2 separate regions of the Homo sapiens genome follow, and region 1 is linked to region 2. The links are chromatin contacts, found by Hi-C in ENCODE. All regions are on one chromosome and are shown on one strand. Each heading gives the region's core, a stretch centred on a gene start or an enhancer-like site at or near the end of the contact. The rest is flanking DNA. Distances are from core to core; before and after follow the strand shown.

Region 1 (3,854 bases), core at 983-3,482, 410 kb after region 2:
TCGCTGTGTAGCTCATAGTCGAGCATGGCTGAGGACTCAGGGTCTCGGGGCAGCTTCCGGCTGGACAGGGTCGGGAAGTAATCCTGCTTCCCATCCACAGCCGTGCCGATGAAGAGCTTGCCATCCTCACCCTCAGAGCGCACAATCACCCCGTACATGGTGCCCGTCTTGTTGACACTGGACAGGTAGTGCTCCTTCTTGTGGGATGGCTCCACCAGGATGAAGAGGTCATCCAGCCGCAGCAGCTTGCAGACCCCCTGGTAGAGGCTCCCACAGGCCAGCAGGCGGTTCTCAGAGTAGTCAATGATGAGCAGCTTGTTGACATTGTTGGTGAGGGTGAGCACTTCGCTGCAGGGCTGCACGATGAGGGGCGGGTAACAAGACTTGTTGTCCTCTTCTGGCCCTGTCTTATGAGCCACCTGGATGGTCAGGTTGCCTGTCAGCTTATAGACCCGGTTGATGGCCCCCACATAGACGGCCCCCGTCCCTTGGTGGACGGTCAAGTGGTTGAAGGTCCAGTCACGATTCTCAGAGTGGAAGGTGCTGAACTGAGGCATGCCGGCTGCTGGGGGGGCCAGCAGCACCCAGACCACTGAGAGCAGGACCACAGAGCGGCTGTCCACCTCCAGGGCCCGGGGCCAGGGCCGCCTCTGTTCCATGCTGAGAGGGGCGGCGGTGAGGAGACGGCTCCTGTGTGTGCTCATCTGCTCCACCTTCCCCGGTTGGCCCTCACATGATTCTGCAAAACACAAGGCAGAGTGGTCAGACCAAAAATAATTTCCGGGAGGAGCAAAGAGGCTGGCCTGACCCAGGGTCCCCATCCTGGTTTAGCTCTGTGAGTCTCCTCCTTCTGCATTTTGGTTTTTCTATTTTTAACATACTTTCTCCCTCTTAGGAATGTTCAGGGAATCCTGTTATCTATTTTGGTCTCTAGCCTTTATGCTATAAAATACTTGCTTTTTTTAAAATTTTATTTTACAAAGCATCTCTATTTCTGGCCCCTTAAGCCATCGTTTTCATCTCCCAGAGAGGTTAAAAGGCTGTTGAAGTTCACCCAGCCAGTCAATTTGATATTAGGACTAAACCCAGTCTTCCCTATCCTACCGGCACGTCTTATCCCAGCCCAGTGGAAGTCGCTCCTGTTTTTTGAAAGCTTGTTAGGCAGGCCCTCCCCCAGGCTCTCCAGGTCAACTGCTCCCAGAGTCTGATATTGCACACAAAATTCCTTCCTATTTTAGACTTCCATCACCTCACTCCGCTGCATCTCTTCACTTTCTCATGCTCTGTTATCCACAGAGAGGCAAGGAGCTGGTCACCCTGAGTGAGAGTGCCCTGCTCTGCCCTCAGCCCTTTCTTCTCCAGCAAGAAGAACCCCTGATCACTAGCTGTTAGAACAGCTGTTAGAACTTGTTAGGAAAGGGAAAAATGTTGTAGCCAACAAGACTGGGATTCCCACATGTGCCATTCCGGAGCCGGAAAAGCCCTCGGGAGACAGGCAGATCTCTTGAGATTCCCCCATCCTTCTCAAGGTGGACGCCCAGCTGCTGCCAGGTAGCCAGGTCCTCGGGAAATTGCTTCAACCTCTGCCTCTCTGCAGGCAGAGCACATGGGAAGCCAGGACACACAGAGAACCAGTCTCCTTGCTAGGGGTTACTGGCTGGCTGAGTCCAGCTTCAGCCACCTGGGGCAGGGGTACCAGATTTGGGAGAATGTGGGGAGCAGCAAAGGGTGGTGAGGTGAGATTCAGTCTCATTTCAGGCACTGCTGGGGCCTCCTGACTGTTTCAGCATCCATGAAATCACCAGCGGGCCTCAGTGGGCCATGCTCGAAGCCCAGTCTCTAGCCCTGACTCCTTTACTCTTCCCCCTGCCTCCTGACTCCCAGGCTTTAAGGCTCCTCCACTTCCAGAGCCTTGGTGCTTATTCTTCCCTGTTCCAAGGAAGCTGCCCAGAGGGGCAAGGTGGGGCTCCTGAGGACAGCCTGTAGCCAGGGGCAGTCTGGGCCAGGGGCAGGAAGTCAGAGAGCAGAGCCTGGAGGTCAGAGAGCAGGACCTGGAGGTCAGAGAGCAGGGCCTGTTCCATCACTATCATGGTACTGTCCTGACTTATGGAGAGGGACAGTGGGAAGTGACTGCGGCACCAGGAGAAGGCAGCGAGCTGTCCGGCAGAGAAAGCTTTTCTCAGCTGGAAGATCATCCAGCAACCTTCTCAGGCAAGTCCAGACAGAACTCTGGGCACATAAGGTGGCAGGGATGGAAACACCCGAAGGATGGAGAGTTTGCTCCAAGGCAGCTTAGGAGAGGCCTTTCTCCCTCAACTCCCCATTCTGGCTGGATTGGGTTATAATTAGAACAGACACCACTTAGAGAATCCCCTAGAGTTTCTTTAGGAACGACCCTTCCTCTTGTTCAGTTCTGCATCCTCGGCCTGGCAGCCACCGTGGTGCCACAGTAGGTCCCACCTAACTCCCTCCTCCAACCCGACTCCCCCAGGGTGTTCGGGGTGACTCATGAGGCCCTGGGCTTCCTTGGAAAGAGGAAGGCAACACCGGCATGAGACTCAGGCTGACCTCAGCTACTCCGACACAGCCCTTCCGGCCCCAGGCGCACACCGGCAAAGCCTCCCAACAGACAGGGCTTTCAGTTTGGAAACCAGAGGTTATTTTTAGCTATGTCCTGAGGCCGGTAGCAGGACGTGAATTCCTGAAGAGGAGCTGTGGAAAGGAAATAACAGAATCCTTAAATTCTCCAGCTGGATGGGGAATTGCAAGAGGCCATTCTCTGCCCCTGTCGCTGGGAAGAAAATCTCCTTGGGTTCCAGGTGGAGAGTGGTTCCTCCTTGAGGAGCCGCGAGGGGAGGAAGGGGGTTCTGGTAGCAGAGATAACATGGAAGGACTTAGTATGCGGTTAAGATCAGCCACCTCACCTCCCTGCTTGGTATCCTCCCAAGACACAGTTTGAATAGTGAGTGGCTTTTGTTGTTGTTAGACAGAATCTGGGAACAAATTTGGGATTTGAGGCAAGTCAAGTCTCATGTCCCTTTCTGGTAGAATGGGAATAACTACAGTATGTACCTTTCAAGTTGTCATGACAGTAAATGAGACAATATAGAGACCAACCTCTTAGCATGGTTGCAGGCACACAGTGAGCACTTAACTTATGTTAGTTTTTGTTATTATTATTATTATTGAGACAGAGTCTTGCTCTGTCGCCCAGGCTGGAGTGCAGTGGTATGATCTCAGCTCATTGAGACCTCCGCCTCCCTGGTTCAAGCGATTCTGCTGCCTCAGCCTCCACAGTAGATGGGACTACAGGCACGTGCCACCACACCCGCCTAATTTTTTTTTTTTTTTTGTATTTTTAGTAAAGACAGGGTTTCACCATGTTGGTCACACTGCTCTCAATCTCCTGACCTCGTGATCCACCTGCCTTGGCCTCCCAAAGTGCTGGGATTACAGGCGTGAGCCACTGCACCTGGCCTGTTATTGTCTTTGAAGACTCCACAGGAGATGGCACTTCTGAAATCCTGCCACAGCTCTTGACTTCTCTTTTTGCTTATATTCTTCCTTTCCCACCCACAATGAGATGAACACTGTGGGTGTGCCTTTGATCCCTAGGCCTCCCCGACCCAGTGACAGAGCTCAGTCTGGGAAGCATGTGGCAAGGGGAAAGAAATAGATCCAAGGTGATCTTCTTTGTCATACTACTGCACAAGTCCCAATATAGCCTCTCCGCAGACTGCAGGAAGGCTGGTGGAAACACAGGATCCTGAGAGTTAGACTGAGAATGAGAAACGTCCTGATGTCTAGAAGGCATGAGGTCACAGGGCAGGAAGAAAGGTGGGAGACTCAGGAAC
Region 2 (3,846 bases), core at 633-3,132:
CCCAGTTACCTAACCCTGCTTGCTTGTGCTGCGCTACCACAGTGTGTGCAAATCCAGAACGTGGGAAGGTTCTGCCAAGGCAGTGCTGGGTGCTGAGTCACAGCTACTTACGTGACTGATGTGTGTTCCAGCCAGATGGGGGGAGCCGGAAGCCAAGCCCAGATGGCCATCTTCTTTCCTCTGGGAATGCTGATTTCAGGGCTCCTGGCAGCAAGGAAGAGCTCATCTTGGTGAGAGAGGGGCCTGGGGAAGGCTCTTTTGTAAAAGGGGAATGTCTTGCCCTCAAGAGACAGTCCCAGGCCATTGCATGTATAAACTGAAAGGGCAGTCCAGCTTCCTGTCATTCTAGGCAGCAGCCTGGGCATTCTGTCTTTAGCTGTCAGGGTGGGGGCTGTGAATCAGAGGGAAGGGTGATAAAAGGAATGGTATACACATGAGGGGCCAAGGGTGGAGCAGAGGGAGCATGGAGTTACCGGCTGGCCCAAAGTCCCCAGAAACCTCCATCAGGCTCTTCCTTTCTGGCAGGGTGGCCTTCAAAGGAGGACTCAGAACCCAGGGACCACTGCATTTCCCAGGCCCTGAGCCCCAGTGTGGGAATCACATCCTCCAAACCCACAGTGCCCCTCAAATTCCTATTCAGGTAAGAAGGCAAAAAGTAACAGCCTTCCAAGCCTACGTGGACCCAGCATCGGTTTTTCTGGTTTCCCCTGCGTCAGAGGTATGGAGGTCTATGTTCCTAGGCAGCTGCACTCCTAAAAGTTCAGTTTTCCATCCCTCCCTTAACACTACTGACATAAACCCCAGACTCAGTCCAGGCACGGGGGCCCTGGGTCGGGACTGCTGGCTGGATGGGAGGATGCACCAAGGTTACCCTGCCCCTGGGATGAGCTGGGGGGACAGCAGGAGACAGTGGAGGGCAAAGGGAAGGAGGAGGAGTGGAATGAAGACTGGAGCTCGCGTGTCTCCATGTTCCCCCAGTAGAAGGGCTCAGCTCTGGCACAGAAGGATGGGCATGTCCCTGAACTGCTTTCAAGAAAGCTAGTGCTTTCTGCAAGAGGAAAAATGAGCATACCAATGGTCTATTACACAAACACAATGCCCACCACAGAGTTCATGGGTCCAAACCAATGCAGATCCAAAGGCAAACCACCAATGCTGCTCCCTGGTCATTCCTAAATCATCTGCTTGACTCAGTGAAGATGGAGTCAAAAGTGAAACCACAGTCTCAGGTGAAACCTAACTCTGGAGGTAGGGAGGGAGACGCCCCAAAGCCCAGCTCCCCCACCTCCCCCAGGCAGAGCTGGTGACCACTTCCTTCAGCCACTGGGAAGTAACTAACAGATGCAGTATCCTACCAGGCACCACACTCACAAGACGGCATGGCTGCTCTCGCTGGGAGAAGCACGTTCCTGTTCCCAAGAGCTCCTCCAGAGACATGCCCCAGCCTCTTGCAGCACAGCCTCTGCTCCTCCCTGGAGGGAGAGCACAGCATCTCAAAGGAGAGAGCATTTCAACAAGTCAAACACTCTCCCCAGAGCAGAGCACAGCCCAAGGGGGGCACCAGGAAGCCCAGGGTGCTTCCTGAACTAATCTCTGAGTGGCAGTTCTCCCCAGTACCTGGGCACACACCTGGTCCACACACATGGACTGGGCACACCCTGTGGCGTGATGTAGTTCCACTTCCCTAATAGAATGGAGGGAGGCTGGGCCAGACAGAGGGTAGATTTGAATCCAAAGCCAACTGCAAGCCCACTTTCTCTCCTTCCTCTTTGGCTGGCCCAGCTGGTAGCTGCACCTATGGTGCTATTCCAGCCTCATTCTGCTATCAGGACCTCTGTCTGCCAGACTCAAGAACAGTGAGTAGCAGGAGGAGGAAGGAGGAGAAAGGAGGGAGGAGAGAGGAGGAAGGAGGGTAAGAGGGAGGGAGGGACTCGGGAGAAGAGGTGGAGGAGGAAGTTTCACAGTCTAGTGCATTCCCATCAGATCAGAGAGAGGGGAACATGTGCAACTTCCCTTTTCAAGCGTTTCTCTGCCCCCCATTTTGTTTTGGTTCCTTCCCCTCTGGCCTGGGGATGGCGCGGCTAGTGGGCTATGCAGGGGCAGGCGCCCAGGTACCCAGCCAACTGGGCTCTCGCCCGGCTCCATCTCAGGCCTGGCACGCTCCCTCAGGCCGTTACCCAACATGCCCTTCTCCTTGTCAGGGAGGCCGCGCCCTCTTGTTTTCAAAGTTTTATAACAGTATTGTTTGTTGTCCAGCAGATTAAATTCTTTGGAGGCTGGGGAGTGGGGGGAGGGTGAGTGAGAGAGAGGAGGGAAAAGAGAGGAGAGAAAATACAAATAACTTCTATTAGGCCCAAAATATTAAATGAGTTCGCTTAACACAAAGTTCACCTGTCTTGAGAGAGGCTAGTGGCCAGGAGCCTGCGTTCCCTTCTCTGTCTGTGCCTGACCTCTCTGACCCCCTTCTCACCTAGCAAGGGATGTACGGTCTCAAACTTCCAATACCACTCCTCGGGTCAAGCTGAAAAGCAGTACCAGCTAATAAGGCTGGAAGATGCATGTGTGAGCACCACCCTCCAGGCAGGACACATGACATAGCGTTGGGCAGGTCCCTGCAAGAACACCCTTGACTCTCGTCTCAGGCGTCTGGCCGAAACAGTCCAGGGCTATTGGGGGAAGGGCATCTGTAGGCAGCTGCTGGAGCCCTTGTCTCAGAGATGGCTTGTCCCTGCCGTGAACCAGTGGTTTGTTTACACTTGAAATCAAAGTCACATATTCATTGATGCCAATGACACTGGAAGAACTGTACCCCAAGGAAATAACACAACTGCATAAATAAATATTCACGTAGACCTAAGGAATAAGAGTGGGAAATAGTAATGAAAAGAGACAAAAAGTCATTATAAAATAAGCATGATCTTACGGACAGGGCCCATTTCAGCATCCTCAGCCTTTCAGGCCTGTTGATGCTAAATCTGTAGGTGGTGATGACACACAAAAAATATGATTTTCCATATTTAATACAACTCTCATTTAGCCATTAACTGATTTATTTCAGACTGTGGGTTACCGCTAAATAGTAGGCCTATTTGAACACATCCCTTTGCCTTTAGTATAGCAGGCAATGTCTGTGGCTCCCAGAGTTGTGGGCCTGCCCTGGGATGTTCCTCTCCCACCTCCTACCTTCTTCCCAGCAAACCATGTCTGGCCTTGCGTCCTCTACACGGCCCTCCTCCCTCCCCACCATAGGATTAGAGCAGCTCAGCACTCTTTCCTGGAAAAGATGAGGGACAACATGCCTTTCTCTTTTTTTATATGCAAATAACACCAGTTCCTATAAGATCAGTGCCAGAAGTTCTCTCTGCAAAGGGAAACAAGGTCAAAGTTCCAGATTCGATGACCACATTGGTGTACCCTGCCCATGCATCCCCTCAATTGCATCCAGCTTGGGCCTGTCTTGAAGACAGATGGGAAAGATGGAGAGAAATGCCTGCTCTAGATCCTGGCACCCAAACCTCATGCTGTTCCAGGGACTGTCTCAAAGTGCCACAGACTTGGGACTGGGAGGATCCTGTGGAGGACACCGAGTCTCCTACCTCAAATAAAGAGGCTTCATCTTTCCTCAGGAACCCTCAGCAGAGGTGATGCACAGTTCTCCCAGAAGTCTAGCCCAAATCACTCTCCTTGCTGCAAGTTCTGCCCACTCTCTTTTCCATCCTTCAAGTGGACAGAATGAACTGGATCCAACATGACAAATCTTCACACATGAAGCTACAGAAGGCTTTATCCACTAAAACAATTCCGCTGTGGATTCCCCATCACAGGGTTTCAGTATGAGCCAAGGAT

The links. A loop is a pair of places that touch in the nucleus more often than their neighbours do.
Region 1: a map of tibial artery shows a loop between it and region 2 (3-fold over the local background). The contact joins two enhancer-like sites. A Hi-C loop is called at or near these places in 3 of 168 maps with a recorded cell type or tissue (aorta, gastrocnemius medialis and tibial artery).

The regions. Positions count from the first base shown.
Region 1 is chr1:208,217,264-208,221,117 of GRCh38, forward strand. It overlaps PLXNA2 (plexin A2), which reads right to left. Exons shown (of 32, transcript NM_025179.4): 2 at 1-739. The coding sequence starts at 659. All of the region lies in intron 3 of LOC105372884 (a long non-coding RNA gene), which reads left to right. Among named protein-coding and RNA genes, the nearest start is that of PLXNA2, 25 kb to the right of the region's middle. RefSeq lists an enhancer at 2,401-2,695. Within about 2 kb of position 2,233, at least 21 of the 41 ENCODE cell types and tissues checked have a DNase peak (open chromatin) inside an H3K27ac peak, as active enhancers do; they include gastrocnemius medialis and tibial artery, where a contact is called at or near this core.
Region 2 is chr1:207,805,894-207,809,739 of GRCh38, forward strand. It overlaps MIR29B2CHG (MIR29B2 and MIR29C host gene), which reads right to left. Exons shown (of 6, transcript NR_135299.1): 5 at 112-204. Among named protein-coding and RNA genes, the nearest start is that of MIR29B2, 5.3 kb to the left of the region's middle. RefSeq lists an enhancer at 1-973. Within about 2 kb of position 1,883, at least 25 of the 41 ENCODE cell types and tissues checked have a DNase peak (open chromatin) inside an H3K27ac peak, as active enhancers do; they include gastrocnemius medialis and tibial artery, where a contact is called at or near this core.